Linked DNA regions of Homo sapiens: all the other regions are linked to region 1. A link is a loop called in an ENCODE intact Hi-C map of the cell type or tissue named here. Cell type or tissue: PC-3. All regions are shown on one strand.

What was found. Peaks named below come from ENCODE experiments on the same cell type or tissue, not always from the same donor. Only the 100,000 strongest peaks of a DNase experiment are listed, where the experiment ranks them.
Region 2: it touches region 1 in a loop (2.5-fold over the local background); 3 of 110 quality-filtered maps call a loop at or near these places.
Region 3: it touches region 1 in a loop (5-fold over the local background); 4 of 110 quality-filtered maps call a loop at or near these places.

What each region holds. Positions count from the first base shown.
Region 1 is chr5:19,605,486-19,613,485 of GRCh38, forward strand. CDH18 (cadherin 18) reads right to left here. Exons shown (of 13, transcript NM_004934.5): 6 at 6,949-7,116. Among named protein-coding and RNA genes, the nearest start is that of CDH18, 380 kb to the right of the region's middle. In PC-3, CTCF peaks have their summits at 3,147 and 3,346; no DNase peak of the experiment used is centred here.
Region 2 is chr5:19,527,264-19,535,263 of GRCh38, forward strand. All of the region lies in intron 9 of CDH18 (cadherin 18), which reads right to left. Among named protein-coding and RNA genes, the nearest start is that of CDH18, 460 kb to the right of the region's middle. RefSeq lists an enhancer at 3,856-5,055. In PC-3, no CTCF peak of the experiment used is centred here; DNase peaks (open chromatin) are centred at 4,248 and 4,568; H3K4me3 peaks cover 289 bases; H3K27ac peaks cover 1,849 bases.
Region 3 is chr5:19,310,682-19,318,681 of GRCh38, forward strand. No RefSeq gene overlaps it. Among named protein-coding and RNA genes, the nearest start is that of LINC02100, 570 kb to the left of the region's middle. In PC-3, a CTCF peak has its summit at 4,359; a DNase peak (open chromatin) is centred at 4,460; H3K27ac peaks cover 1,872 bases.

The sequences.
Region 1 (8,000 bases):
AGCCACATAGAATACAAATTGATAGAGAATACATCTAATTATCTTCCATAATCTTTCTATTTAAACTTAAGTGGAATGATCTTTCAAATCTGGATATGATGGAGGGGTATATCTAACTCTGTCATATAAAACAACTCTAAAAGATGCATAGTATATAGAAAATGACTGTTTTAAGGCATTGAAGGCAATTAATGTAGGGAACTCAGGATGGAGTATGATTCTTGAGAGAAAGAAACCATAACAAAACAAATTTTATATGCACATATACTGAGGGTATTTAAAAATATGTAGTGCTGGTTGAAAGAGTCCAAGCAAAAATTGTGTAGCTTTTGGAGACAGGTTGGAGTTCAGAGCTGGCACAGGGGCTGAGAAATTGAGGACAAAAGCACAGAGAAGAAGAAACCTCAGGTAAGTGAGGAAAAAAACAAATGCAATTTTTCTTGTGGTAATTGTAGACACATCCACTACTTTGACACTTGTAGAGGCTCTGAGAAACCAACAGAAAGTGCATCTGGAAGGCAAAGGCGCTAGGCAGAGATTTCAGCAGCCATGAGTTACTGGAGAGTCAGAAATTGGTAAACACTTGAGACCAGTGGAGAGTAAGTAAAGAAAGATCCGGATTCCAGGAATAAGAGCTACTTCCCGGAAGTAAGGAGAGCAATAAAATAAGCTAGTGCTAACAGAATCCAACTGATTTAAGTAATCCACACTGTATATGTCTGCAAGAAATAACTTGCCCCTCTTTGAAAGATTGCACAATCATGAACCTCTGCAACTCCTTTATGTAATGTTCAATCAGTAATTCAAAGTCATGATTAAAAATGAGCATTGGCTAAAACTAAGAAGGAAAAAATGTAAAAAATGACCCAGGCATGATTATGATATTAGAATTCTACAAAAAGTTTTGAAATAAGTATGGTTAATATGTTTATGGTTAATATGTTTAAATAAAGAAAAGGGTGGGGAATTTCAACAGATACCAATAATCTTTATCTACTAAACCAAATAAAAATTTTAGAACAAAAATGTCAATGCTGAAGTGTGTACTTAATATATTTAATAGATGGGTTTAATTGCTGAACAAACAGCAGAAGAAAGGATTGGTGTACTAGAATATAGGTTAATATAAAATATCCAGGTTAAAGAAGACTGTAGAAGACTGTAGAATAATAATTATTATACAGCAAAGACAGTAATAGATGAATGTTATATAACTGAAAGACCTAGCTGACATACTTTGTAGAACTAATAGAAAAGAAGTGAGAAAATGAGGTCGAAGAAATACTTGAAAAAATTCTAACCAAGAGTTTCTCAAAACTAATAAAAGATAGCTTAAAAAATCTTTACAACCATTAGTCAGATTTTTAAAAAGTAAATACCTAGGTGCATTGTAGGTTAAATTTTTGAAAACAAAATATAACAAAGAATATCTTAATAGAAGAAAGGTCCAATAAACTACAGTAAACTATTGTACAGTAAAGGAATTCTACAGTTGATTTTTCAATGAACAAAATGGTAAACAGCAAATTATATTAATAATTATTGAAATGGAGAAAATCCTTCAAACTAAAATTCTATTCTGATTGGAAATACCTTCTGCAAATAAAGGCAAAATTGTAAATTTATATAGAAAAGCTGAGAAAATTCATTGGCAGTTTTCTGTCACTAAAAATGGGAAAATAATATTTTAAGAAATTTACAATTCCCTTTAGAAAACAATAATTCTAGAAGGAAACACAGAAATTCAAGGAGAAATAAATAGTACCAGGAAGGGTAAATTATTACTGTCTTAAAAAATAATGATTTGCTATTTAACACAACAGCAACAATGACAATTTCATATAGGACTGAATATATAAGATGACAAAAATAGAAAAAACAACAACAAAGGGTTAATGACATTAAACAGTTTTAAAGTCATTCTATTTTCAAGCAATGAAATTATAATTTAAGGTAGAGTGAAATAAATAATAATATCTACAGTATTTTTTAAATAGAAAAAAGTATAAAAATGTAAAATTTTTAAAAAGTGAATGGAGGACAAAATGAATGAAATTAAATAATTCAAAGAATATGAGAGAGGGGAAAAAAGGAGAAGAAAAGATTAGCCAAATAGCAAATGATATACCTAAATGAAACTATATCAGTAATTAAGATACTTATAAGTGTAGTAAATCAACAAAAGCAAGAGAAATTATAATGTCATTTTAAACTAAACAACAACAAAAATATTAGCTAAGTGGTCACAAGAAACATTTATAAATTAAGAATAAAAAATTAAGAACAATAAAGTTTGAAAGTACAATTATAGAAAACATTATACCACACAAACCATAACCAAAAAGAAATGAAGAAAAAAAAGAAACCTCTGGAATAGCTATAGGAGACAAATTAGACTTTAAGGTATGGAGTATTATTAGAACTATAGACATATATTTCACAATAAAACAATTTTAATCAAGAGAAAGATATCAAAGCCTTCGATCTGTGTGCATCCAATAGCATGGTTTAAAACTGCATCTAAGAAAAATTAAACAGAGGAAAAAAGAGAAATGGAAACATCTAGTATCATCTTGGAAGACTTTAACATCTCTCTCAATAACAGACGAGCAAAAATTCTATAAGGATATAGAAAATTGGAATGGTACAAGGAATAAACTTGAATGAAATTTACATATGTAGAATACTAAACATGCAGCTGCAGAATTTATCTTATTTCAAAGTGAGTAGGAACAGTTATCAAAATCAAATATATACTGTCATTTTAAAGAAATGCTCAAAACGTTTCAAAATATATGCCTACAACTATAATAAAATGACCCAGATATCATTTTCAAAAGACACTAGAAAGACCTCAATTCTTTGATAATTAAAAAAAATCCTGCATATTTTGATGGGTCAAGGGAGAAGCTTTGTTTTCTTTTTCTTTTAATTTGTTTCAAACAAAATTTTAATGATGAAAATATTATATAAATTCATATTTGTACCCATAACAATGAAAATAATAAAAACAACAGCTCCCCCCCCAAAAAAAATCAATGCCAATATCTTCAGCAATATTTTCTTTCTCATTAACTTTAGAAATTACCCAAACCAGTTAAACAATTGTGATGTTTACTAACTTTATGGGAAATACTGCCATCTATTGAATTTTTAGAGCTTGATCCTCCAATATTACATGGCACTAAACCAACTGCAGTCACAAGTGAGTTTACGTTCTTGGCAATTTACTATCATTTAAGTTCTGGAGAAAGTTATGTTAGATTAAGCTAACATAATGATAGCAAATTTCCAAAAACTGAAGCTCACTTGTGGCTGCAGTTGGTGCAATGTAATATTGGAGGATCAAGCCCTAAAGGTTGATTCATTGTGATTATTTGGCATGTGTTATGCTTCTTTCTGTTACTAGATGACTTATCTTACAAGAGCAATCCTCAATACAACAATATAATTCCTTCCATTTAGGATATAGAAGGTTTGTTTTGTAAACTTTCATGTAAGGTATTGAATTTTATATGCATATGGTTTGTGCAGAATAAATAAATGTCAGTGACTTTTTAACCTATCCAAGAATAAGTTATGCAACAACCATAACCCAGAATAAAGTTTTTAAAAACTAGAATAGGAAATGGCAGAATAAAATAGATTACCTTTAATGAAAGAACACACACTAGGGAATTTTATATCTTTAGATGGATGATTTTCTCTAGAAGGAGAAGTACACATCGTTTGTGTACTTTGAGTAGAATTTCAAGCCATAGATGGGCTGATTTGTTTTCTTTCACTATGAGTCCTTTTGTTTTGCTTTGTTTTGTTTGAGTGGCTCCTTTTCCAACACCATGTAGCCCAGAGGTAGGCATCAATTTGAATTAAATAGTAGCTACCCTTGTAGTTGGGCATGCATTATCCAGTCTCTATGCTCCTTTTTCACATTCCTGATACTGACAAGCAGCCTGTTTCCTCCAAGACATTTATCTGACTTGTATCCTAAGCTACTGAGTTTGTAACTCTCTAGAGTAGAGACATTGTAAAGCAAATTACTAGCTCTAATTTACTACCTCTCTAACACTTACTCAAAGCCTATTTACTTCAAGATAAAGGGATAACTAATTACCATGCAATATAACTAGCCTACTCACTTTCTCAAGCATGGTAGATTAAGCATGGAGGAAAAAACACTTTGAGAGAATATTTTTGCAAAATTTGTAGTTAGGGATGTTTATTCAAGTGTCAATTGTAAGAAATATAACTGTCTCAGACAGGTGATGAGAGAAAGAAGTAGAAAGGGCAACTGTAAAAACCTCACATTAAGAGAAACAATTCAACTACTGGATCCATTTGATGACAGGATATGAACTTTATAGAATTTGAGCTGTGTATAGACTTGCGCATGTCATGGTATTTTGTGAATACAAGTCCTTATATTATTTCTTTTCTCCAAGCAGTTTACAATACTTCCCCACTAGGTACATAGCTGTTTAATAAGCTGCAATTTATGGATAAATTAAAGAGCACTTTACTACAAGCTACTTTTGTCATGGTGACACCAAACTGTTGCAAAAGCAGAATTGTTTTGTTCAAATGGAGTGCGAAATAAAGTATCTTTTAAGAAACCCCAAGTGTAAACTTCTGATTGTGTAGTGCCTCCTTTTCAAAACTCTAAGAACACCTTGAAATGCAGCAGGATTTACATCTGTCAGTCATTCTGCCAGAATGTTACTGACTGAAGAAACATAGAATTCATTAGACACAATGAGTTAACTCAGAGAGTATACACTTATTCTGTTTTGTCAGGTAAAGTGATTATTTTCACTGTACACTGATGCTTCAACAATGACACTATTATTGATCAACATAATAAAATTAGGAACAAATATCTCTTTATTATATATCTATATTCATCTATATGAATAATATTCCTTATATCCATCACAATTAAAATTTTCTGTACATCTGCAAAGTCAATCTTAATAAACCTGTAATTTTAATAATTATTTTAGGAAGAAATGGAGAAAAAGAGAGAGTGGGAGATGCTATATTTACTACAAACTAGCATTTACTGAATCCTATGATTTACAACCTGAGTTTTCTGTCTATTAAGGCTACAATATGAATGTACATCTTTAAAATAGTGGTGGTAGAATCTATTTGAAAACAAGATAGGCAAGTTGGTATCCTAAATTATAATAAAGAGTATATTCTGTTGAGTCTGAATTATCGCTTATTATCTTTATCTTCAACTTCAATTGTACCAATCTATGAAATAATAACATTTACCTCATGTATATGCACATTGTTGAACTAAGTGATAACATTGATACAAAAGTTCATCCTAATCTGCAAAATGGTTTAAAATTTAATTATATTTTATGGCTCAATAAAATATGGACTTACCTATGATATATACTTTCTTCATAGAGCAAACGCCACATGAATGCACCAGGTAACATTATCTTATCTCTGGCATCAACATTTTAAAATGATTTTTATTTAACTATGACTATGATTTGCATGTATTTAATAATAATCTTTTAATAATGATGGTTTGACAGAGTATTTAAATTCAACTAATTTACTCACTAAGAATCATTTATCAAATGCTGGGCCCTCACTGGGCTGAACACCTAAGTTCGCAAAACAATTAAGCGTCTTCCTAGAGGATCTCATAAGTGGAAGGGGATCTATGTACCTGCAGAAATTAGTATAACATGAACAAGCACGCAAAAGTGCTGTGCAAGGGGATCTATGTACCTGCAGAAATTAGTATAACATGAACAAGCATGCAAAAGTGCTGTGCAAGAGGGAAAATTAGTATAACACGAACAAGCATGCAAAAGTGCTGTGCAAGAGGGAAAAAAGAGTGAGTAATTCTGCAACAGGAATTAATTGCAAAACTGTTCTAATTCTGCAACAGGAACTTCAGAGAAACTTGTAGCAGGGATTTTAACAAAGGGCCGTGAATAAGGAAAAATTTTAGTTGAAGTAAGGACGTACAAAGTGTTATTATATTTTAGGAGGAGGCAGTATTCCACAGTGTCTAGGCCTGAGGTGTACTGCAAATGCTATTAAGAGACAAGAGATAAAGTTGAGAAAGGCATTTCGCGCTGATTTGAGAAGAGCCTGTATGACGTACCAAAGGATCTAATTTATGACAGTTTTTAGACATCATTTGTAAGAGGAACATAAGAGACAACTCCTCTGTAGGATATTTGTGATTATTAGTGACTGTCGTATAAAATGTTATCTATAGTATCTTCCATTTTTAAAAACTCAAATATATTATAATTATATCCTTTACATTCAGAACATGTCATAAACACCATCTCCCTCCAAACCCACAGGATTCATATTTCTCCTCTCCCCCCAAAATTGCCTACTGAATTATGCTTTCTGTTTTCAAGTCTTATATTTTACTCTGAGACCTCATCTTATCATATTAACTTCAACTTGCTTTTGGATGATGCGTGTGTGTGTGTGTGTGTGTGTGTGTGTGTGTGTGTGCATACATGCATGCATTTGTATACAGCATTTATTCATAACATGAAGAATTTTTTTAAAAAATTCAGTCACAGAATGTATGGAATAATGTTGCATGAAAAGAATGTTCACATCAAAATACCTTTTCAACATCTCCATGAATACTTTAAGAATATACAGATACTTCGCCAAAGGCAAGATGCCATTTTTTAGTACCACCACATCATTTTTAATATTTAACTTGATGCCAAATGAAACTCCAACTCTGAACACATTCCCAATTATTTCCTAGGTTCAGAAGACAATAGCTGGAGTGATTTCATGAGTCTTACATGAAGAAGGGTGATCATATAGTACAAAAACAGAACAATTCCACTTAAGAAAACAGTAACATAACACTGTTCAAGTATTTCATTTTACTTTACATAAAGAGATAATGATAAATTCAAATCATGGAAAACAAATACGTACTTTGAGGAAAGCGTGGTGGGTTGTCATTGACATCGGTTAAGGTGATGTTGACTGTTGTAGATCCTGAAAGCCCTCCAACTTGCCCAGCCATGTCTTTGGCTTGAATGACTACGGAGTAATGTTCTCTGGCTTCTCTGTCCATGTTATGTAAGGCCGTTCTAATAACTCCTGTAATAGATATATTTTAATAAACAGTATGAGCTATATAATAAGCAAGTATCAACAAACATACACATACATATTTTAAGAAATGTCTTTTAAAATAGCATATTTTTGGGATAAAGTCACACGTCTGAGAAAAACAATATCTTACCAATGCATGAATACTGTCTCTTTGAAAAATTTACTTATCCCATGCCCCAAACATCCTATTAAGTAAATTAAGATGTCTATCTCTCTGCATTCCTTAAAGTAGATGGTCCCTCGGCCGGATGCGGTGGCTCACGCCTGTAATCCCAGCACTTTGGGAGGCCAAGGCGGGTGGATCACAAGGTCAGGAGTTTGAGACCAGCTTGACCAGTATGGTGAAACCCCGTCTCTACTAAAAATTAAAAAAAAAAAAATTGGCTGGGCGTGGTGGCGCATGCCTGTAATCCCAGCTACTCATGAGGCTAGGCAGGAGAATCGCTTGAACCCAGAAGACGGAGGTTGCAGTGAGCGGAGATCACGCCACTGCACTCCAGCCTGGGCGACAGAGTGAGACTCCAACTAAAAAAATAATAATAATAATAAGTACATGGTCCCTCAAGGGTAGTCCTGCCACCCTATTCCTAGTGCTAGTGTGCTGAACATTTTACAATTTGAGCTCCTCAGAAGTTTCAACTAAGGTGGTCATATTGATTTAAGCAGAGGCTAATTTTCATCTTTATAGAACAATTTACATAGCTTCCTGGCAGAGTTATCAATGTTTAATGATGGAAAACATTTGAGGAGTTTGGACACTTAAACAGAGATTATAGGCAGGAGGCATATTAACACGTATCAAAGACTAAGAAACTCACTATTTTTGTTAGAAAACAACTTTAAGGAGAACTAGATCTAAGTATTTAGGC
Region 2 (8,000 bases), 78 kb before region 1:
TATATGAAAGTCATATTAAGTTTTAGTTAAAAAAAAGTGAGCTAAATCAATTAATACATATTATAAACTACTTTATAATACTATTAAATCTACTTAAACAATAATTTATATGTAAAACTCTCACAATGTCTGGTACATGCTGGTGCCACTAATATGCTTCTTTTTCTCTTTTTTAAATATATTATTTAAATATCAGTAAAAAAAATCAAATATTGTATTCAAAATAATTTGCTATAATTTATATGAAAGGTGTATATCATATATAATAAATTACTCCTCAAATATCCCTTTACTGTATCCATATAAAAAGTTTTAAAATAAAGCATTCTGTGAATTTTATGCAACAGAATATTAAACCAACTCTGTGTTTAAGGTCTGTTATTTCATAGGAAGGAGCATAACACGTGTAGAAATATTTCAAAAATTACAAAGCATTTAGAAACACATCACATAAAACTTATCCCATATATTTATTCAACTTTTGTCAGTTTACAGTAAGTGCTCTCATTTATTACATAGTTATCATACAAATTCTAGATTGAAGTGAATTATTTAAAATGAATCTTGACTCTTTTCAGTACATTATTTTGTTCCAGTTGCCTATAAATCCTCCAATAATTCCTTATATATATCATTAATATTATTACCTGAGAGTAACAGGAGTTAGAAGCTTTAAAATTAAAGCTGTGCCTTTGCTGTTAGGAATGAACACTTTGTTCCGTTAACCAGAACTACAAAGTCAAAGTAATTTACCTCTAGTTGAAAGTAATTACATTGAGAGAATGTAAGAAATTGTATTGATTATAAAGTAAACGAAAAATATGTATTCTATTCTTGTGAAAATGTCACAATTGGCCCACTCAATTATATAAGAAAATCTACCAAATATAACATTTATTTTCTACTTTTTGTAATAATTCAGTTTTAACATGTTTTTTCTATCTTGGCCTATTTGTGTATAACGCCTGTGAACTTTTCTATCTTTTATCTTTATAGAGTATATAGGATTTACCTTGTGATGAACTTTTATGCTGTCTTTTGCATTTATAATTACAATCATATTTTTAATGCTGCTTAGAACTTTACTAACAAAATGGATTATAAGTTTATTCTTTCTTTTTCTGGGTGTGCAATCTAATTATAATAAAAATTTCCTTATCAGATAGAATCAACATCAAAAATAATAATGTTAATTAAAGCAAAACAGCTACTATGTAAAATAATTAATAAAAATAATGATATATATATTTTAAATGTTTGTATAAATATATTGAAATGCATAATTATTCATCAAACTGCAATCTCTCAATGTAGGAGTATGGACCTAACTCTGAGAACAGATTTGTTGCTGTTCGGGGTTAACACCACCATTCTTGTAAAGATAACACACTGAGTTATTTATGAAGCTATTTATGAAGCCCAAAATTGATTGATTCTAAGTGAGGGAAGAACTTGAAGATTCTTTCAAAACACTAAGCGTGGCAACACTTCTAATTCTATAAAATTACCTGAGATTTTATAATTGCCTAACTGTTCTCCTTAATTGGAACATAATTTTAGCAAATCTCTTTTATGAAGTCTTGGGAAACTTTCAACTTAAAGTACGTTACACAAATTCTGAATCCATTCTGTGCGTATATCCCATTATTTTGTTTAATATTTAAATAAACTACATAATTACAATAAGAAGTTTGACTGGTTTGGAAATAGAACTTAAAAAAAAAATCCACCTTAGTCAGGAAAGAGCAACTGATTAAAACTGGCCTGCCATCACAAAGGATCGTAAAATGGAATAAAATATATAAAAAAGAAAATAGATAATGCTAAGAATGCTCTCTGGGAGAAGAGACTTACATAATCTGAGCCCCAGGACTATCTCAGGCTTTGATAATACATTCATTATGACCAAGTGAGGGATATCCTAGGAAAAGAAGACTGGTTGTTTAACATTTAAAAATCAGTGAATATAATTCACTGCACACATTCAATACACACATAATAAAAGTTAACAAATATGACATTTTTAACAAGAAATAAAGAACACTTAGCAAGTTACAAATAGAAGGAACTTTCTCAACCTGAACAAAACTGTAACTATGATCACCCTTATCAGTGAATACTGAATGCTTTATCCCAAGGATCAGAAATAAACAGAAATGTAAGGATATATGCTCTCAGAACTTCTCCTGAACACTATCTTTAGGGTTATAGTTAGAGTAAATAGTAAAAGAAATAAAAGTGATGTAAATTGCAAAATAAACAAATTTATTATCTATGAAGATTTATTATCTATGAAGATTTATTATGATTATGAAGAAAATACCATATAATATACAAAAAAATAGAATTATTAAAACAGTCTAGCAGTATCACAGGATACAAGTTCGGTATTTACATATATTTCTATCAGAATGAAAGTAAAGGAAGATTTTAACATCTAACTTATATAACATGAATAAACATGAAAACAAATACGTGAAATGTTTGTATGCTGAATTCTACATATGTTGCTTTGAGAAATGTTTAAAAGACCTAGATAACTGAAAACATACTGTGTTTACTCATGGATAAAATGCTCAATGTTGTTCATTGAGGTGTCCATGCTCCCAAATTGAAACTTAGATTCAGTGTAATACCAACCAAAAATCCGATATTGTTGAATAATTTGATAAGCTGATTCTAAAAGTTATATGCAACAAAAACTGTTCTAAAATAACCCAAACAATTTCAAAAAGGAGGAAGAAAAATGTAGGAGAACTCACACTATCTGATTTTGTGTCATTATAAAACTATAGCAATCATAGCACCGTAGTATTAGTATATACATTGTCAGTGGTACCAATGAGAGCCCAGAAATTGATAAATACACAAATGCTCAAGGGTTTATGGACAAACTAGCCATAACAATTAATTGAGAAAATGATAGCATTAAGACAAATGGTGGATCCATTGTAAATTCATATTAAAGAAAATTAAACTTGACTCTTACCACTCATCATATATAAAACATGGCCCAAAGGAAACCATAGATATAAATATAAAACCTCAAAGTTTAAATATATAAAACTAATAAAGGAAATTTTTGTTACCTTTTGTTTGGCAAAGAATTATTCGAAAAAAACACAAAAGAAAAAACATAAAAAAGCCAATAAATTGTAATTTTCTTTTTTTATTTTATTATTATTATACTTTAAGTTTTAGTGTACATGTGCACAATGTGCAGGTTTGTTACATATGTATACATGTGCCATGTTGGTGTGCTGCACCCATTAACTCGTCATTTAGCATTAGGTATATCTCCCAGTGCTATCCCTCCCCCTTCCCCCTACCCCACAACAGTCCCCAGAGTGTGATGTTCCCCTTCCTGTGTCCATGTGTTCTCATTGTTCAATTCCCACCTATGAGTGAGAACATGCGGTGTTTGGCTTTTTGTCCTTGGGATAGTTTGCTGAGAATGATGGTTTCCGGTTTCATCCATGTCCCTACAAAGGACACGAACTCATCATTTTTTATGGCTGCATAGTATTCCATGGTGTATATGTACCATATTTTCTTAATCCAGTCTATCGTTGTTGGACATTTGGCTTGGTTCCAAGTCTTTGCTGTTGTGAATAGTGCCGCAATATACCCTTGCGCTTCTCGAGTGAGGCAATGCCTCGCCCTGCTTCGGCTCGCGCATGGTGTGCTGCACCCACTGTCCTGCACCCACTGTCTGGCACTCCCTAGTGAGATGAACCCGGTACCTCAGATGGAAATGCAGAAATCACCTGTCTTCTGCATCGCTCACGCTGGGAGCTGTAGACCGGAGCTGTTCCTATTTGGCCATCTTGGCTCCACCTCCAATAAATTGTAATTTTCAAGAAAATGTTCTTTGAAAAACTCACTAAATACAGCGTTCATTAAGAAAATGAAAAGATAAGACACAAATATGTGAATATATTCAAAAAAATGAACATCTGATTAACTCATATATCTGCATATATTAAAATCTCAAATTCAAACAATAAAAATCTAAATAACTTTATAAAATTTTGCAAAATCCTGAACAGAAAATCCACCAAAGAAGAAAATGCAGATGGCACATGAAAATATTTTCAACATCATTTCTCTGTGGTGAAATGCAAATAAAAACCACAATAAGATGTCACTACATACTTATTAGAATGACGGGGAAAAATACCCTGGCAACACATGCGGAAGACGTGAAGCAACTGCTGATGGTAATGCAAAGTTGTATAGCCAGTTTGGAAAGCAATTTGGCATGTTTCCATAAACTCGAACATGGTATTTTGTTTGACAATCCCACACCTGGCTATTTACCCAAGACAAGTTAAAATGTGTGTTCTCACACACACACACACACACACACACACACAAACAAAATTGGGCTGGGCACGGTAGCTCACACCTGTAATCCCAGCACTTAGGGAGGCTGGCGTGGGTGGATCAGCTGAGATCAGGAGTTCGAGACCAGTCTGGCCAACATGGTGAAAGCCTGTCTCTATTAAAAACAAATGCAAAAATTAGCCAGGTGTGGCTTCCTGAAAATAATGACTCATAAGCTTGACTCATAAACTTGACTCATTAACGCAAAAGCTTCCTGAAAAGAATGACTCAAAGGTGTCCACAGTATCTACTTGTCATTCTCATTACATTTGAAAAAGGCAAAACTATAGGTAGTTACCAGGACTTGGAGGTGAGAGAAGAGAAATCCCTTTAACTTTTGTGGACGAAGGTTGTGGAAAGTGACTAGATGCCTCTGCAAAATTCATTATACTTTACACATTAAAATGGTAATTTTACTATGTAAATTGCTCTCCATGAAAGCTGACTTGTTAACAAGAGTGATGTATTCTGAGGCATTAAATTTGTAGCCAATGTATTTTTTTGGGTCTTTTTTTTTAAATGTTAGACTTCCATTTGACAACATTTTTCTAATGCATCATTCTAACAAAGTTCTTTCCAATGAACTTTTAGTAACAACATAAACTTTATCAATGTATTGCTTCTATTGAAATACTAAATATTATAAATTATTGAAAATATTCCGCATTTATGCTTGTCACTGGGTTGTTGACACCAAGATGATCTGAAGCAATAGTTAAGAAGTACCTTATACATAATTTCTGATGATTAACATTTTTTTATTTTCATTTCCTTTACCCAGAACTAAGGTGAAAACAGAAGACATTCCTTATCTTTAACTTTCGACAAGATATTTGTATATGTGTGAGTGCCTGGGTTTGTATCTTGGTTCATTCATTATGAGTGTCATATTTTCATTTATTTGGAAGTATTTGATTTGACTTAGTAGTATGTAGTATCACTTATGTTTTAAAAGGAACATTATGACAGCTGGGTGAATAACAAGAAGTCTAAGATTAAGACCCAAAGCCCAAAGGAAGCTAAGGTTAGGACCCAAAGAAAGCTCTTAAAATACCCCAGGTAAGGGGTGAAAGTTGTTCGAACTGCGGTGGAAGTGAGATAAATGATAGGAAATAGTTGACTTATAAATAGTTTTTAAAGGTATAGCTGACAAAAGTTTCCAATGGATTGGATGTGGAACATGAGAGAGAAGAGACAAATGACTGCATGGTTTATATGAGCAATCTGGACTATAGTCATCATTCCAAAGATAGATAAGACATCTGAAGAAGATTGAGGGAGAAATCAGATTTTACAGAGATTTACCTGCAGCATGTCGAGTTTGAGACCTCCAGGAGGAGATATTAAAGTGGCCAATATGGAATTCAGGGGAAAAATAACATTGCAGCTGCAGATTAAAATTTGAGAGCTATCCAATCCATGAGACTGAATGAAATCACCTTGGCAACAACTCAAGATACATTTAAAGTGTAAAACTTGGTGTCTCACAATTCAATACATAGAGAAGCGAGGAGGAACTAAACAGCATGCAGAAAGAAGAGCCAATGAAGGATGGAGTTAATCAAAAGGATATTATGTCCGTAAGCCAAAGAAAGAATCTTTTTCTTGAAAGAGTTGTTAATCGTATCAAATGTTGATGCTTTGTTGAGTAGAGGAATAGGATTAGGCTTTGGATTCTGCAACATGGAGGTTGAGAATGATTGTGCTGAAGTAGCAAAGTCAAGAGTCTTGTTAGAATGGATTTAAAACAGCATGGAAGAAAAGAGAGTACAAACTGTGAACAGAGTAAATTATTTCAAGGAGCTTTTCAGTCAAAAGAATGAGATAACAGAGATGTATTTGGAGGAGAATATTAGATCAACAGATGTTTTCAGGTTTTGTTTGCTTTGCATGAATTAATTTTATTTTCAGATAGAAAATAAAGCATGTTTTTGAGGACAGGGGCATGCTTTAGACAGTGAAAAAGTAAGAATTCAGGAAACAGGATAAAATAGAAAGAGCATTGTCTCACAGCAAACAAATAAGAACAGTATAAGGTCATGTGAAGGAGTGGCCAGAGACTTGGCATGGACAGTGCATTTCAGGAACCTGAAAAAAGCCATATTTACAGATATCAACATCCACTAGCTAGGTTGATATATAGGATGGCACGGGAATATGGAAACCCCTTTCTGATTGCTCTTATTTTATAAGTTTTTGGAGAAGCAATGTTATCTGATACAATACATGTAAAGAAATTGGAAGAGGTATTAGAAATTTAATGAAAGGAAACCTATAAAATAAATATCTAGCAATGCTGTGTAAAATTATTTGAGTGATTTGAAGTTTCTTTTGAATAAAGAAACTTGTTCTAATTGTCTTACAATATGATACTAACACTGGGATATTGCAATTAATAAATCATCAAATGTATTGGCACATTAAGTAAATGTGGTGGATATTGTGATTGTCTCATCAAATTGCTCCTTATTGTGTAGAACCTAAAAGGTATGAAAGGAGTTAACCATGAGCAATAATAAAAATATAGGCCTGATGGTCCTGAGTCAGTGTCCACATGCCTTTCATTTTGTTACAATAATTCATCCACTTATGGACAAATTTCATGTATTAAATACATTTTTAAGGCAGTGAAAGGAGATTAATACATTAAAAAAAAACTGAAAGCAGCAACATTTTTAATGGCTATGTAAAATGACAATTTATCTCCCCAGGTTGTGAATGAGAATGCATGAACCCAACTTTAGCGTCACTCATCTTATTACCATGTTACAAGTTAACATACAATTTGTTACTTGTTACTATAATATAGCAACATGAAGGAAAAAGGTGACGTTAAAAAATTCAGAAGATGAAAAATCAGGGAGAATTGGAGACAGATACCTGATCAAAGCAAACTCATAGCTTAATTTACCTATACACTTTACAGATACATGAGCCAATAAATCTCTTTTAAATTTGAGAACAAATTCAATTATTTTTACTTGTGTGCTTTTTTACATATAAGTAAAAACATTCGAACAAATTCTGGCAGCCACCTCCAAGACGATACCAATTATTCCAGCCTGGTATTCATATCCTTGTATAATGGCTTTCCATATTTAACAAGGTTTTCCATATTTAATAATATTAAATACAATATTGCAGAAGTAACAATGTGTAATTTCTGAGGCTAGGTCATAAAGAAGATGGTTGCCTTCAGGTCACTCATTCTTGGATAACTCACTCTGAGTTGGCCAGCTGCCATGACAATCAAGACACTCAGCAGTCCTATGAAGGAGTCCATGATGTGAAAAACTGAGTTCTTTGCCAAAAACCAGCACCAACTTGCTAGTTATGTAAGTGAGACATGTTGGAAGCATCTCCCTGGGGCCCAGTCACATTTTGAAATAATTACAGCCCTAATCAAAATCTGGGTGACAACCTCTTGAATACCTCTGAACCTGAATAACCCACGTAAGCTGTTCCCTTATTACTGAGCCAAAGAAACTGGGTAACACACTATTGTTTATTGATGTTTTCTGTTACTACATTATGAAGTAATCTGTTATATGGCAATGGATTGATACATATATGTATACACAATATTCCTGAAAAGCATTTTGTTTGATTACTTT
Region 3 (8,000 bases), 290 kb before region 1:
TCAAACTGTCCCACCTCTTCTTATCTTCTTCTGAGCCCTCCAAACTGTTCCAATCTCTGCCTGTTAGCTAGTTCCAAAGTTGCTTCCACATTTTCAGGTTATCTTTATAGCAGTACCCAACTCTGAAGGTACCAATTCTATGTACTTGTCCATTTTCACACTGCTATAAAGATACTATCTGAGACTGAGTAATTTATGAAGAAAAGATGTTTAGTTGACTCACAGTTCCATATGTCTTGGGAGGCCTCAGGAAATGTACAATCATGGTGAAAGGTGAAGGAGAAGCAAGCACCTTCTTCACAGGACAGCAAGAGAGGGAGATAGCACAGGGGAAACTGCCACTTTTAAACCACCATACCTCATGAGAACTCCCTCACTATCAGAAGAACATCATGGGGGAACGGCCCAATGATCCAATCACCTCCCATCAGGTCCCTCCCTCAACACATGGGATTTACAATTTAAGATGAGAGTTGAACACAGAACCAAACCATATCAATTTTATTGTCAAATTGATTGGAAATTCCTCTTACCTCATCTTATTAAATGATTCAACAGCAATTGATAAATTCAACCATTCTTTCTTTCTCTTGCAATAATCTTCTTGGGTTCCCTGAAATGAAGATCTTTAGTGGTTTTACATATATGTTTTGTTCACCTTACTTTGCCAGACCTTTTTACAGATTTCCCTATTTCATTGGCATACATCAGATCTTTGTTTTCTTATCTTTTTCTACCATCTCCTTAGGTAAAATAAACAGTTTGTTGGTTTGTTGCTTTAGCCAACATATTGTGCTGATGCGTTCTTCTGTTACCTCTTTAGCCTTAACTTTTCCTCTGAGTACCAGTCTCGTATATCTAAATTTATACTTGACATCTTCATGTAGATGTCTTTCATGCATTGTAAGCATATACTAAGTAGAAATGGTCATTTCTCTCCCCAAATCTTTTTCTCCTTGAAAATACTACATATCAGAAAATAGTGCTGGAATTCATCCAGATATTCATGCAAGAAAAATTGGAGCAATTTTTCAGTTACTTTTTCTACCTCAGCCATTATATTCAAGCATCAGTCTTTCTTATATTTTATTATTTTATTTATAATCTATCCACTTTTTTCTGATCTCCACTGTCTTCACCTTAGTTGATCTCTTCTATGGCTTATTGCAATAGCCTCCAAACTCATCTCTAGATGTCTCTCTTGATCCTTCCAATCCATTCTCCACAAAGTAGCTAGAATATTTCAACTAAAATATTTTTATACTGCACTTGGAATAAAGCATTGGCTCTTTACATTAGGCTAGTAAGGTCAATGCTTTCTCTTGTCCCATTTGTCATTTGTACTTCATCTCAATAGCACTCTCTCCATTTCTATTAGAGTCTAGGAAAATGGTCTTGGGTTACACTTACATGCCAAACTTTTTCTCCATTATTGCAGATTTTCCTCTGCCTTCCACAGTCTTCACTTCTATTTTGTTTAGCATGATCATGCTCATTGGTTTTCTGGGTAAGACCCAACATTTTAAAGAGTGTCTCCTTTTTCCTCAGAATTGACTACATTTGGGCAAATTCTATGACAAATCTATAATTTCAAAGCAAACTCTTCTTATTCTTCAGTTCTTAAAATAAATGTCACTTTATCAAAAAACTCGCCTGATAATTCTTTGCAAAGCATTCTCCATCTTAGAGTATTATCCCTTACCCAGTTTTCTTCAAGCAGATATTTAAATTACCGTATATTTCATTAAGCTGGTATCTCATTGGTGGCCCAGAGTTATTGCATATGGTGCTGGGAAAACAGCAACTTTGCTACATAATGATATATTGCTTTTGTATCACCCATAATTTTTTAGACTTTAGAAAAGGATACTTTGAATCTTATTCAACAATTATTATCTTATCCATGTAAAAATGTAACTATATGTAAAATAAATGGTGAAGTTTAACCTTAACTTTAACCTAAACCTTGAATTCGAAGTTCAACTTTCCTAAGTTGTATTTTGATGCAGATATTGCTGTTCATGTTTTTCATGCAACAATGTCCTTCCCACTGTTAAGGGATTGGCAAATGCAGGAAAGAAAGAAATAATTTATTCAAATATTGCTTTGCCTATGTTTCCCAATTTTTAAGTCAGCTGTTGGCACATATTTTGCAAATTTTGAAGTCAGCATGTTCTGAATCTTAGCAGGAGTCATCGAGATTCTGCACTCTTACTTCTTCTTCAAATAGTTCTGAAATATCCTGTGTGCTGAAATACCAATGGATGTAGCTTTCCAGATACTACACTAGGAGTAACAAGCAGACACTTTTTCATGAGTGTGTTCTTTAATTGTTGACACCTCTGTCTATACCAAGCAGGGCTGCCTTATCACATCCACTTCTTATAAATTTCAGCTGGTTCAATCATTTCCCTTATCCTTTGCCCAGTAGGCAGCTCTTTCTTTCATTTGTAAGTTGAAGGGAAATTCCCTTTCCTTTATTGTATTTTATTTTTATTTTATTGAAAGGCACTGTTATATCTGTGAATTACTTTTCCTAATATTTGGGGCATTTTTCAAATAAAATAATACCTAATTCCACTGCTTTGATGATATATAAACAGCCTAAACCAATATATATATAGGTAGATAATAACTTTTACTAAAAGACTGCATTCTGGACCACAGCAACAGGAATATTCTATTAATCAGGCAATGAATACTAAGTTCAGAGATGTTAAAACGTACATTAAAATTATGTGTATTTTAGTATGAGTGAAATAAAGGATATCTTTTTTATTACATTTTTTTACTGGCTAACTATCCCTCTGGATTGAAAGTTGAATAAGGCTGTGTCTATTGCATTCACTTTGATCAAACAGACTAAGGTAACATCTGATTAATATTAGCTGTTGAACAAATTCCACATATATTTGTCGAATAAATGTATAAATAAAACCTCATAATGGAAAACTCTCCAAAGTATGAGTTTATTTATAAAAGGTGAAATTAGCAAATGCACTAATTAAAATAAAATTATATCAATCTTAGGACTCCTGGTTTTTGTAAAGAAAATTTCAGTTTTTTAGTAAAAAGATTTTAATATGAAAATGAAATAGTCAAGTACAATATGTACTTTCATTATTTTATTAAACTTCACCATGCGTGTTTGTCTTAGTCCAGGTTGCTATGACAAATTGCTATAGACCAGATAACTTAAACAACAAACATTTTTAATTTTTACAATTTTGGATGCTGGAAGTCTGAGATCAGGGTTCCAGCATGGTTGGGATTTTGATGAGGAACTTCTTTCTAGTTTTGAAGGACCATCTTCTTCCTGTGTCCTCACAAGTTAAAAAGCGAGGAAGCTAACTGGCCTCTTCTAAGGTCACAAATCTTATTCCCGAGGGTTTTACTTTCGTGACCTAATTACCTTCCAAAATCCCTACTCCCAAATACCATCACATTGAGATTAAATTTTCTACATATGCATTTTGGGAGAACACAAACATTCAGTTCATTGCATTCCACTTCTGGCTTCCCAGAATTCATGTGCTTTCTACATGCAAATGCATTCATTTCATCTCAATAGGCCCAAAATTAACTCACTCCAACATCAACTGTAAAGTTAAAAGTCCAAAGTCTTGTCTGAATTCAATATGATTAGGATTTGAGGTACAAATGTTCCTCAGACAAAATTCTTATCTAGCTGTGAAACTGTAAACTCTCATGTATTTTTTAGGGCTCTTCAGAGAGATAAAGCTAATAAGATAGATAGATGGACAGGTAAATTGATAGAAAAAGAAAAGAAAAGAGAGAGAGAAAAGAAAGAAAGAAGAGAAAGAAAGAAGGAAGGAAGGAAAGAAAGGAAGGAAGGAAGGAAGGAAGGAAGGAAGGAAGGAAGGAAGGAAGGAAGGAAGGAAGGAAAGAAAGAAACACCGAAAGAAACAGAAAGAAAGAAAGAAAGAGAAAGGAAGGAAGGAAGAAAGGAAGGCAGGCAGGGAGGGAGGGAGGGAGGGAGGGAGGGAGGGAGGGAGGAAGGGAGGAAGGGAAGGAAAGAAAAGAAAAGAAAAAGAAAGAGGGAGAGAGAGGAAGGAAGGAATGAAGGAAGGAAGAAAAAATATGAGAAGAAATTTATTAGAGGAATTGGCCCATGTGATTCTGAAAAGGTCTTATAACAGCTTGCCGTCTGCAAGTTGCAGACCCTAAAATGCCAGTAGCATGACTCAGTCAAGGCCAAAAGCCTCAGAACCAGGGCAGTGATGGTGTAACTCTCAGGCCAAGGCTGAAGGCCTGAGAACCCCAGGAGGTTACTGGTATAAGTCCTGGGGTTGAAAAGCAAAAGAGCCTGCAATTCTAATGTTCAAAGATAGGAGAAGACTGGTGTCCCAGTTCCAAGACAGAGAAAAATAAATTGCCTTTCATTTGACTTTTTGTTCTGTCTGGGCCCACAGCCAGTTGGATGATGCCTGCCCATATTAAGGACAGATCTTCCCCACCCATTCCACTGACTCATTCACCTGTCTCCTCTGCAAACACTGCCACACACAGACACACCCAGATATCATGCTTTACTAGCTCTCTAGCTATTTCTTAATTCGGTCAAGTTGATACCTAAAACTAACCATCACATTAAACAAGTTATGCGCTTCTAAAAAAAAATGGTGTGACAGAAATAAGATAGACATTGCCATTCCAAAATGGAGAAATAAAGAAGAAGGAGCCAGGACATGGTGGCTCACGCCTGTAATCCCAGCACTTTGGGAGGCTGAGGCGGGTGGATCACGAGGTCAGGAGTTCAAGACCAGCCTGGCCAAGATGGTGAAACCTCATCTCTACTAAAAATACAAAAATTAACCTTGCGTAGTGGCAGGCGACTGTAATCCCAGCTATTCGGGAGGCTGAGGCAGATAATTGCTTGAACTTGGGAGGCGGAGGTTGCAGTGAGCCGAGATTGTGCCATTGCACTCCAGCCTGGGCAACAGAGCGAGATTCTGCCAAGAAAAAAAAAAAGAACTTATTTTCCATATTTCTAGCAACATTCTGTACGTAAGTATTCATGTATGCTTTAAGATGAATAAAGCTTTCCTTAAAGCTCCCATCTTTTCCTTTTGAGTCTTTACCAGATCCACTTAATTCCCTTCAGTGACAATCTTAGGTTTTTCTAGCATGCACTTCAAAATTCTTCCAGCTTCTACCCATGACTCAGTTCCAAAGCTCTTCCACAATTTCAGATATTTTTTCCAGAACCACCCAACTTATTGGTACCAACTTCTGTCTTAGTGAGCATGGCTGTTATAAACAAATTACCATAGACTGTGTTGCTTACAAAAACCAAAAACTTACTTCTTACCATTCTGAAGGTTAGAAGTCCAAGATATGGGTATGAGTGTGGTTAAGTTCTGGTGAGGACCCTCTTCCATGTTGCAGACAGTCTACTTATCCTGTACCTTCACATGGAGGAAAAAGAGCTAGCTAGCTCTTCAGCCATTTCTTATAAGAGCGTTAATGCAATTCACGAGGGTCACCCTGTGACCTCATTACCACCCAAAGACCAGGACTTCAAACACCATCAGATTGGGATCAGAATTTCAACTTATGTATGAGATGGAGAGATCAATTTCAGTCTGTTGTGCTCTTTCCATCAAAATTTGGAAATTTAAATGCTGATGTTTAACATTATAAAATATTTTTAATTTATCATACTGCCACAGGGATACCTCTAAATTCTGTTCTTGAAGCTAACTGTCTTTGCAACCCAAAAGAATATTACATAAAGGAATCAAGAACACTATGAATACATTGTTTTCCCAGAAAAGTTTTGTGAATGTTGTGTGATTGCAATATTTCTATTTTTATTTAAAACTTCAATAGTTTGTAGTCTTTTTTTTTTTTTTTGTAAATTGTCAGTTACAAGTTTACAAACTATGAGGACTGGTTGATCCTCATATAAAGATGTGTCTTGTCATGTGCCTAGTGATACATCTTCTCTCACCTCTAGTAAAAGAAACGGCAGGGTTTTACCCTGACAATGTCACAGAGCTGTTTCAAATTCCCTTACTTATTTCTCAGTGTTTATAGCTTGTGCAGCTGTCAGCAGCAATGGCTTTTTCTTTGTTAGGCAGGGAAATGTCTGAACTTATAATTAGACCTCAGTTATGAAAATGTAACTAGTTAATCATAGCTTTAATTAGGGCTTTTGGACTCCAGAGGGATTTGAATATATCCAAGAATGGTGGAACACAGCAGCCAAAGCTTGCCTAAATTATTTTAGAGTTTATTTTCTAATTCACATACAGATGTTCATCTTCACTATATGGCCCATAATTATCATCTGAACTATTATTTAGTTATATTATCTAAAATGTTTATATCAACCGTAATACCATTATTTAAATTTGAAACTTCTTCTCTGATGAAATTATTTTAATTATACCAGTGAGATATGTGTAAGCAAGACAATAGTAACAATTTTTTAGCCACATCATAACACTGTGATATTAACATACGTGATCAACTTAATACAAACAAAACTACAAAAACAAATTTTAAATTAGAATAATAAAGTTAATATGATGGCTTATGTTACCCAATTAAAGATAAATCACTGATACGGATCAGATTCTTTTGTGTTAAGTCTAATGTGTGATTTTTCAATTTTCTCTCTTCTTTTCTCTATTGCAACTTTTGTGATATTTTTCTTAGTTCAACATAATCTTGTACCACTTGTACTTCACTAATGGCAAATACTTCATGAATTCAGTCTTTTTCCTACTAGCCTCGACAGGCCTCAATGTATGTTTCTCCCCTCCCTGTGTCCATGTGTTCTCATTGTTCAGCTCCCACTCATAAGTGAGAATATGTGGTATTTGGTTTTCTGTTTCTGTGTTTGTTTGCTGAGGATAATGGCTTCCAGTTCCATCCATGTCCCTGCTGCAAAGGACATGATCTCATTCTTTTTTATGGCTGCATAGGATTCCATGGTATATATATACCACATTTCCTTTATTCAGTCTATCATTCAATGTCTTTGCTGCTGTGAATAGTGCTACAATGAACATGCAAGTGCATGTAGGTTTATAATAGAATAAACTGCCTAATTCAGCTAATTCAGCAGTATTTTCTATCCTTCATTTCTTGATTAGATTTCACAGATTATGAGCTCAACAACAATACTTAAAATACTGCCAACTCCCTTATACCTTTAACTTTTTTTTTTTTTATTGGACTGGCAATATCCTCACTCTGGCTAAACTCAACTTTCTCTTTTCTCCATGTGAGAGTTGTTGGAGAAAGTTTCATCAGAACAAGCAAAGTTCATCATAAAATTCAAATGACCCCCAACACCTGAGGAATTCTGTTAATTTTCCCAAATCAACTCATACTTTGAAATTACCTTTTAAAAATGCTCTGTTGTCATGTAATCATTCCTCCTAAATTCACAAGCTCAACACATTATTATCTCTCCTAAGTTATAGATATTGTAGAAACAACCAGAAAAAGCCAACCCCCTCCATCTTCATTCCACAAATATACAAACACAAAAGCCTATCTGCAGCTGTAGCTACAACAGCCTCTGTTTCTTTGTTGTTGATTCTTTAAAGGAAGAGTTGGCAAACTGTATTATATGGGCCAAATATGGCTGTCTGCTTGTTTTGGCAAATAGAATTATACTGGAACACAATAATGTCCATTCTCTTACCTGTTGTTAATGTCTGCTTTCCCACTTAAATGGCAAAGTTGAGTAGTTTTAACAGAGACTGTGTGTTCCTAGAAGCCAAAAATATTTACACTAGTCCTTTACAGAAAATGTTTACCAAATCTACACTACAGCAACTAAAAATTTAATGCTAAATTTCAAAATACTTGCTTCGGACTTTATTATTTTCAATCTTCTCAAGAAATTTTTGAATTTATAATACATTTTTTTTATTTTATTTTATATTCAAACTTGTTCCTCAGGCTAGATTCTTTTTTGTTGCCTTTTAACTATTCTTAAATATCTTTAATATTAAAACATC